2 separate regions of the Homo sapiens genome follow, and region 1 is linked to region 2. Evidence: chromatin loops called from intact Hi-C (ENCODE). Cell type or tissue: mammary epithelial cell. All regions are shown on one strand.

Evidence for each region. A loop is a pair of places that touch in the nucleus more often than their neighbours do. Peaks named below come from ENCODE experiments on the same cell type or tissue, not always from the same donor. Only the 100,000 strongest peaks of a DNase experiment are listed, where the experiment ranks them.
Region 1: a loop joins it to region 2, with 3 times the contacts of the local background. A loop is called at or near these places in 1 of 110 quality-filtered maps.

Annotation. Positions count from the first base shown.
Region 1 is chr13:50,282,503-50,286,502 of GRCh38, forward strand. The region is part of intron 2 of DLEU1 (deleted in lymphocytic leukemia 1); the gene reads left to right. Among named protein-coding and RNA genes, the nearest start is that of DLEU2, 160 kb to the left of the region's middle. In mammary epithelial cell, no CTCF peak of the experiment used is centred here; no DNase peak of the experiment used is centred here.
Region 2 is chr13:49,974,507-49,978,506 of GRCh38, forward strand. No RefSeq gene overlaps it. Among named protein-coding and RNA genes, the nearest start is that of MIR3613, 20 kb to the right of the region's middle. RefSeq lists a silencer at 2,187-2,481. In mammary epithelial cell, a CTCF peak has its summit at 2,339 (motif pointing right); DNase peaks (open chromatin) are centred at 1,995 and 2,315; H3K27ac peaks cover 448 bases.

The DNA.
Region 1 (4,000 bases), 310 kb after region 2:
TCTTCTCTACTCCTCACTTGTTTGCTTCTCATACAATGTTTAAGCATATTTCTGCTTTCTTTGGTGATACCCTATCTGATGTCATCTGCCTCTACTGGTTGCTTATCTTCTTATTTTTTAAAATGTCTTTTCTGTTTTCCTCCATTTTTCCTATAACTTGAGACAGATTTTCTCAGGCAAGAACACGTGTCATTGCCCTAATGGGATTCTAAGCCTGGGCATGGCGTTAAAGGTGGCTTGTCCAAATCTCCTTGGTACGGGTGAAGGCACTGAGGACTCAGGAGACTGAGTTGTCCATGTTCACACAGCTAAGCTCATGACAGGGCCAGGGCTGTGTCCAGCTCTCCCGCACGTCCTGCCTGTGCTTACTCCCTAGATTGCAGATTTCTTCCTGTGCCTGGGAGAATTCATGTGAAATTTTGTCACCTTAAGTGGAAGATCTGTTTATGATGAAAAGTGCCCTTTAGTGTAAGAGATTCCAAAAGGCAGGTTCTTAGACTATGTTGGATAGATGTAGTAGCAAAATTTTAGGACTTCCCATAGCTCCAAATTATTAAACCTTTGTGTGGAAATAATAGAGTTTGGGGATTAGAGATACAAAAGGAGGATGAAGAATCTGCCCTTATTGAACAGCCCTGCTACCGTCATAGTTTTCTTCTTGTTTGACCTGATTTAACAGTGAAGCAAGCTCTGATGAGACTTATGGACTATTTGCAAATGATTGCAAAACTGCAGCCCTCCCAGAAGCTGGATTTTTTTTTTCTGTTTAGTTTTTTTGTGTGACCTTGTGACAGAATTATATGGAAGTAGAAGTTAGTTTAGTGTTATTCACATGTGTACACTTTTGAGAAACTTCGTGTGGAGAACCTGACTGAGATACTTTGCACAAAACTGTTAGGAACATTAACTGAATTAAATGGTGGGGGGAATGCATCTGTTTTATAACAGGTGCCGGAAAATGGACTGTCACCAATATTGTATAGTCAAGGATGGAAGCAGGAGGATAATAGAGTTGCAGTGCGTATGCTAAACAAAAGACGACTTTCATTCCAAGGAAATGAGATAGAGACAGCACGAGTCTTACTTCTGTTGTTTTCCATGGAGGACCTTGACAGGAAGAGCAAGTTTTGTCTCAGTGATGTACAGAGTTGATCTTTAAGTTGCATGACAACATCATTATCTTGCTCTGGCTTAAAAAAAAATTATCAGCTTTGGGAACAATTGTCTCTTAACAGTAACTCAGATTTTAGGTTTCTCCTTCCCTGCCAGCCCAGGGTGATATGAACATTTTGAAAAAACTAGAGGTAGCTTTTTATCAGTAAAAAAAAAAAAAAAAAAAAATTCCCTCCTGCACATTTGTTTCTTGAAGGACAGGTTTCTGCTTCTATCTTTTTGTTTTCTAGGTTGAGGATGATGAATGGCAGTTTCCAAATGTATTTCTGAAAAAGATGAATAAGAAAGAGCTGTTTCTGATTCAACCTTCCAATTCCTGGGAGAAATGGATGAAGTAGGAAGTAGAGAGAGCTGTAGATTACAGAAAGGCCAACATGAGGAGTTGCTTTTCTTGTAAATGTGTTTCATTTAGAAGGCATGTGTGCTTAACAAAGGATTTAATTTGTGTGGAATTAAAAAAAACCAAACTTTTGACAATACATGTGAACAAAACTTCAAACTGCACCAAATTATTTACAAATTTTCAGTTACCGTCTTTGGCATTCTAGCTGGATTATTCCACCTAAAATGCAGATCTAACTTTGTTATTTTTCTGACTGCAGTCTTGTGCTGCTCCACAAACTCCTAAGCAATAGTGTATGAGCCCTTTGTACATTGCCTTCTCTCTCTGTCCGAAGTCTTATTTTCCACCCTCCCTGCTTGACACCTGATGCATTATACTCTAGTGGTTCCTTCATACTCTGCTGCTCTGCACTTCACAAAGATCCTTCTCTCTGGAATACCCTTCCTATTTTTATTTGGCCAACTCTTACTGGATAAACTATCATTCTGTCCTGAAAGTCTTCCCTTAAACTAGGTGGGACTAAGACCCACTTTTCTAGACTCTGTGGCTTCTGGCTTGCTACTGAGTATCTTATATTTCTCTTTAGGTGTGAGTTGACCTTTTAGACTATGAGCGTCTTGTGAGTGGAGACTATGCCTTATTCATTTTTGCATGTGTCGGGTGGATGCAGTGCTGAACATGTAATATGTGCACAGTAAGTGTTTGCCAATAACCTCTAAATATCCAACTCAACTAATATTTCAGTTACTTCCTATTTAGTACTAAGACTGAACTGAAAACCCACAAGAAAGTTTCATAATGATAGGTGGTAAATAGCAGTTAGTTCAGGAAGTAAGTAACAGATTATTATTTTTCTCCCAGTGGCAGGGTCACACTATTTTTAATGAATTTGGATAAATCTACCTGTGCAAAGCATATGTGTCCATACAGCAAGTGCATTAGGAATCACAGATAATACTTAGAATCAAGGACTATAAGAATTGCAAAATGTCCTTAGATATCTTCCAGGCCAATCCTCTTTGTGATGCAAGAGTCCTTCCCACAATAGTTCTGATAAATAGTCATGCATTTTCTACCTAAACACCTCCTGTAATGGCCCCTCTTTATCTCACCAGGAAGCTCAATCCATTTTTGGACCACTTTAATTTTCAGAATACTTTCTATATTGGCTCAAATCTACTTCTTATAACATTTATCCATTGGTCCTGATTCTTCCTCTTGAAGAGGAGGAAGACAATAAATCTAATTTCTCTTCTTCCTTTAACCTTGCAGATATTGGTGCATCATCAAATGTCCCGTAAGACTTCTCTTCTCCAAGTGAAGTTTTCTTAAGTTCTGTAATTGTTCTTCATATTCTGTGCATTCTGTTCCCCTTACTATCCTAGTCACTCTACTGTGCTTTAGTTTGTCCAGAAGTGAACACGAGAGTCCAGGTTTCCTTATCAGTGCGCATTTGAGCATGACTGGGCCCACATTACAATGAACACTCTACTTTAGTTTCTGAAGCCTGAGATTTCATTACCTTTTTTTTGGCAACCATGAAACTCTGCTGACACATATGGAACTTTCAATTAATAAAAACCTCTAGGATTGTTTCCCTTGTACTGTTACTAAGCCTTTCTGGGATCTGGTTATACTGCTTATACCCTCTGAATGATGCTACATGAAAAATTTCAAATCAACAACCATTGACCAACTATTTGATAATATTCATACTTGTAGATCAAAACTAGAATGTAATAGTGCCCATACCTGAAGGTCTAAAAAGTACTTTCCGATAGTTCTTATTATATTTATTTATTTTTCTCTGGGCATGAAGACAATCAGATTATAGTCAGCAAACAATTTAAAGACTAAAATTTTCATAATTTATCTATTTATATCAGTATTGCTATTTAGAACACTGACCCTGCAAAGTTATATACCTAGTCCAACAATGCTTTCTTTGTTGGGTGATTAGGACAATAACATTTTTGAGGGGTGCCTACTTAGTGCTTAGTATTCAAACCATTTTTCAAACTTCAACTTTCGAATTACATTTAAACCCAGTGCATGAACCACACAGAAACATTATTCTCACTATTTTCAGTCACATTTCTTCTTTTCGAGTCCAAGGTTCTAGTTTAGTGGTCTTGTCTCCTATGACCTTTAGTCACCTCCTGAAATCAATTATATCCTCAATGATGGCTATTACTCCGTTCCCCCTTGAATATATTACTACATGTCCCCATGCAGGCCCCTGGAGCAGTCGTACCACTCAGATGGCCCAACAGCCTCACCAATGTCTTGCCTGCATCCTCTCTGTTTAAAAATAGGACTCCCAGAGATTCTACCTTGAGGCCCCAGATCCTGCCAAAAAGAGATTTGTTTCCTCCTCTGTTCTTAGACCAATTACCAAATAAAGCACTCCACAGAGAATCCAGATGAAATATTTCTCCACCCAGTTGGTAAGAAAAGTAATTAAACCAACCTGCTGTGCTGAGC
Region 2 (4,000 bases):
CCCAGGTTTTTTGGGCCATAATGATGCCCCTGAGGTTTGTGCTCCCGGAATGCCCCAGAGCTGGAAACTAGGCAGCTTTTGCACATAAAATTACTTTATTATAAAGGTTTCCCACTAATACATACTAACAAGTATGAGATATTGATTTTAAAAACTTTGTTTTAACCAAAGAAAATAACAGAACAATGCCTTATAAGCCAATATTTAAATAAAACAGAGCATTATGAAATATTTTATTTTTATTTGTTGGTAATTATATCTGGATGGCTCATGAAATTACTGTAACATCCTTGATTTTATTGTTCCCTCAGGAATTTCCTCTCTATTTTAAATAAAATGTGTTTTATGCACTGAGTACATTTAGTATCTCCACTCTGTTAGACAATTACAACACTGTAGATACACAGAGCTATGCAATGTGCCTATTTTAACTATAGATTAGCTTCCTAGGAAGAACAGTGTTGGTATCCTTTGCCATTTAGAGTCAAAAGGAGTCTGATGGCAGTTCTTTACAGTGACTGTTGAGATGACTGAATCTTCCTGAGCCAAGTCTTCACATCTCTATTTTGTTGTTTTAATTTGAATAACTATGAAAAGATTGATTTTTTTTTTTTTTTTTTTTTAGGACAGGGTCTCACTCTGTCACCCAGGCTGGTGTGCAGTGGTGCGATCATGGCTCACCGCAGCCTCCATCTCCCTGGCTCAGGTGATCCTACCATCTTAGCCTCCCAAGTAGCTGGGACTACAGGCTCCCACCACCACCCCCGGCTAATTTTTGTATTTTTTGTTAATCCTCCCACCTTGGCCTCCCAAGGTGTTAGGATTACAGGTGTGAGCCACTGTGCCCAGCCAAAAAAGACTGAAATCTTTTATTTCTGATGGAGACCTCAAAGAGCTCACTGCATAGGACTGACCCCAGGTTGCCTTTATATTTCCTGCATTTTTCTCCTGTTGCTCTTCAGAGAAGCTGTATGATATAAATGAATGAATGAATGTGTGTGTGTGTACACACACATATATCTCCATTCAAAAGCTATAGCACATGCATGTTTGTGTGTATGTGTATATATGTGCATGTATATAAGTATATATGCATACACACATATACACACACACAAAGGTACAGAAAATATATATCTTGTGACTAAAATTCCCTGAACTACCAGTAACTCCAGAAATTCTATTCTGGAAAACAATGGCTAACATCTAATTCATTATCTTAGAATTATCACAAAAGGAATATGAAAATGTGGTTTCTAGTGCAATGCAGTTAAGATAGGTATTCTTGTAGGCCATGGTTCCAAGAAATTTGTTTGACAACTGTACTGAGTAGTATATTTCTCCACTTCCTTTATTTTTTTCCCTTACCTTTTTTGAAAAAAAAAAAATGAAGAAAAATGTGTTCCTCTTTCAAGTTCTTTTTCTCTCCTGGCTTATACAGTATGTTACCAGCAGAACTTTCTCTAAAATGAAAGGAAGTCATTGCTAAGAAGAGACAAAAAGTTAACAGGATTAAGGGAGTAAAAAGGCACATGGAATTTCTGGGTGTGTCCAGAATCTGAGAAGATTTGAAAAGAGGAGCAGAAAGAATTTTTGTATTTTAGAAGTTGAGGGGCCCTCCTGGCCTAGTTTGAAAAACACAATCAGATACAATTTGAAAAAAGTCCAACAAAATCTAGTGGGAAGATAAGCTAGAATCTTGTTACAAAAAGTGTCACGGGCCTTGGTTGTATATTTTAAATGAACTTCTTAATTTCATATCAAAATGCGTAGATACCTCCTGACCCCCATTCTTGCCCTCCTCCATTTCCCTGTTAAATCCTGACCTTTCTCTGTAGACCTTCCCATTTCCACCCTGGAGGTCTGGCTGTCAGGACTACTCTCAGGTTGCCTGGGTCTCCACGGTGGCACCCATTAGCCGTGTTGCTTCTGGGCAGGGCATCTGTTTCTGTGCAAAGAGAAAATGCTAGGGTGAGTCACCAGTCCTTCTCTCCTAACAAAAAAGCATTGTACTGTACAGTTTGATTTCGGCTCTTGTGTGCAACTTGTGATTGCAAACTAATGGGGACATGAGGCACAGCTCCAGTGACACACCTCTCAGGTTGCATTATAATGATCTGATTGGGATGTACCCCATTAGACCGTGAGATCCTTTAAGCCTAGGATGCTTTTATTTTTGTGTTCCCAGCCCTAAGCACACTGTGCCTAGCTCAGGGTAAGCACTAAACAAATGTTTCTTGATGAGAATGCTACAGGAGGAAGGGAAGGGTTGTACTCTACACAAAGAGCGGAAAAGCTACCCTTTAAGAAAGAGACTCATCTTCGCATGGCCTGCAGAGGGCGCTCTTGCATCATAGCTATACCATGCATCCTTTGCCCATCACTGGTTTCCTTGAGCAGTACCTTTTTGGTAAAACCACAGGTGTGAGACTTTGGAAATTTAGACTTAAACCTGCCCAAACACATTAGAATATCATCAGTTGCACAGAACAAATCCACATTACAATTATTCCAAAGGGACAAGAACATTCCAGAATTTGCTTAAAGAATACTAAGCCATGACATCTCAGAAAGTCAAACCTAAAGAAGAAAAATTGCCTGGTTAGTCTTCCGGGAAATGTTAATAATTCTTAAATTTGGAAGGCTCCTTATACTCACTTGATGAGCCAGTTCATCTAATCCAACTACCTCATTTCTCAGATGAGGAAACTGAAGTTTATAAAATTCCTCAAGGTGATGTATCTACAGAAAAATTATACTCTCAATTCAGGCTTTAGATGTGTGTTGAAAACATGGCAAGGTGTCCATTTGGAAAAAATGCACCTAGAGCTTTCTCTCTCTCTCCCTCTCCTTATTTAAATAGAAAGATTTAAAAATAAAAATATGGCCAGGCATGGCATCTCATGCCTGTAATCCCAGCACTTTGGGAGGCCAAAGTGTCAGGAATGCTTGAACCCAGGAGTTCGAGACCAGCCTGGGCAACATAGCGAGACCCAGTTTCTACAAAAAATTAAAAATTAGCCAGGTATAGTGGCATGTGCCTATAGTCCCAGCTACTCAGGAGCCTGAGGCAGGAAGATAGCTTGAGCCTAGGAGGTCAAAGCTTCAGTGAGCTGTGATCACACCACTGGACTCCAGCCTGGGCAACAGAATGAGATCCTGTCAAAAAAAAAAAAAAAAGTACTGTAGTAACTGCTGAATAAAATACATAAGACTGGAAAGACACTATTTTAATGGTGAATCTGGACAGCACTCCAAGGGTACATTTTAACAGGTTGGAAGTAGGCTTTTAACATATTATGGGGGGGATCAACTGAGTAATAAATAACACAGAATTAAAAAGTGTTGGTTAGCCAAACTGACCATCAAATTGAGAGCCAAAAAGCCATTAAGTTATGATTCTGGACAAGGCTCTGATTGCCACAGTTCAGAAAAGTTATTTGACATCTTTTTCACATTGTTAAGCTTAAAAAACAAACCCAAACTCAAATCCCCAAACCCTCAAAGCATCAAGTGCTTGAAGCATTTCTAATATACCTTCCGCATCAACCCTCACCTCCTTCTTGTTTCAGAGAAACCATGATCCTCCTCCAGGCTGGTTCTTAATCAGCACCCCCTCCCTTCCCTGGGTGCCTCCCATTTGTAGGCAGCCATTATTGGGCTGTATTCTGGTTGTGTTGAGGCTGGCAGGAAAGAGGAACAAGGATAGCATGTTCATGTGGTGTGAGTGGTCTCAGCTTCTAGGCATGCTGGGGGAAAGGGCAGTCCTGTGGCCCTGTGAGAGGCCCACTCAGACCCTGGCCAGCTCTAAGGGCTAAAGCAGCTCTGAGGTGTAGCACTTCACTTCCATCGGTTTTAGAGGCCCTACCTGGGGAGAAAAACGGCAGAAAAGCAGCCCTCAAAGAAATGCTACCATGGGATATGGCCTCAAGAGAGGAGCCTCAGCCTGAGATGAGTTGGGGGGTGGCCTTGAAGAAAAGAGGCCCTGGCTTCAGGGGCG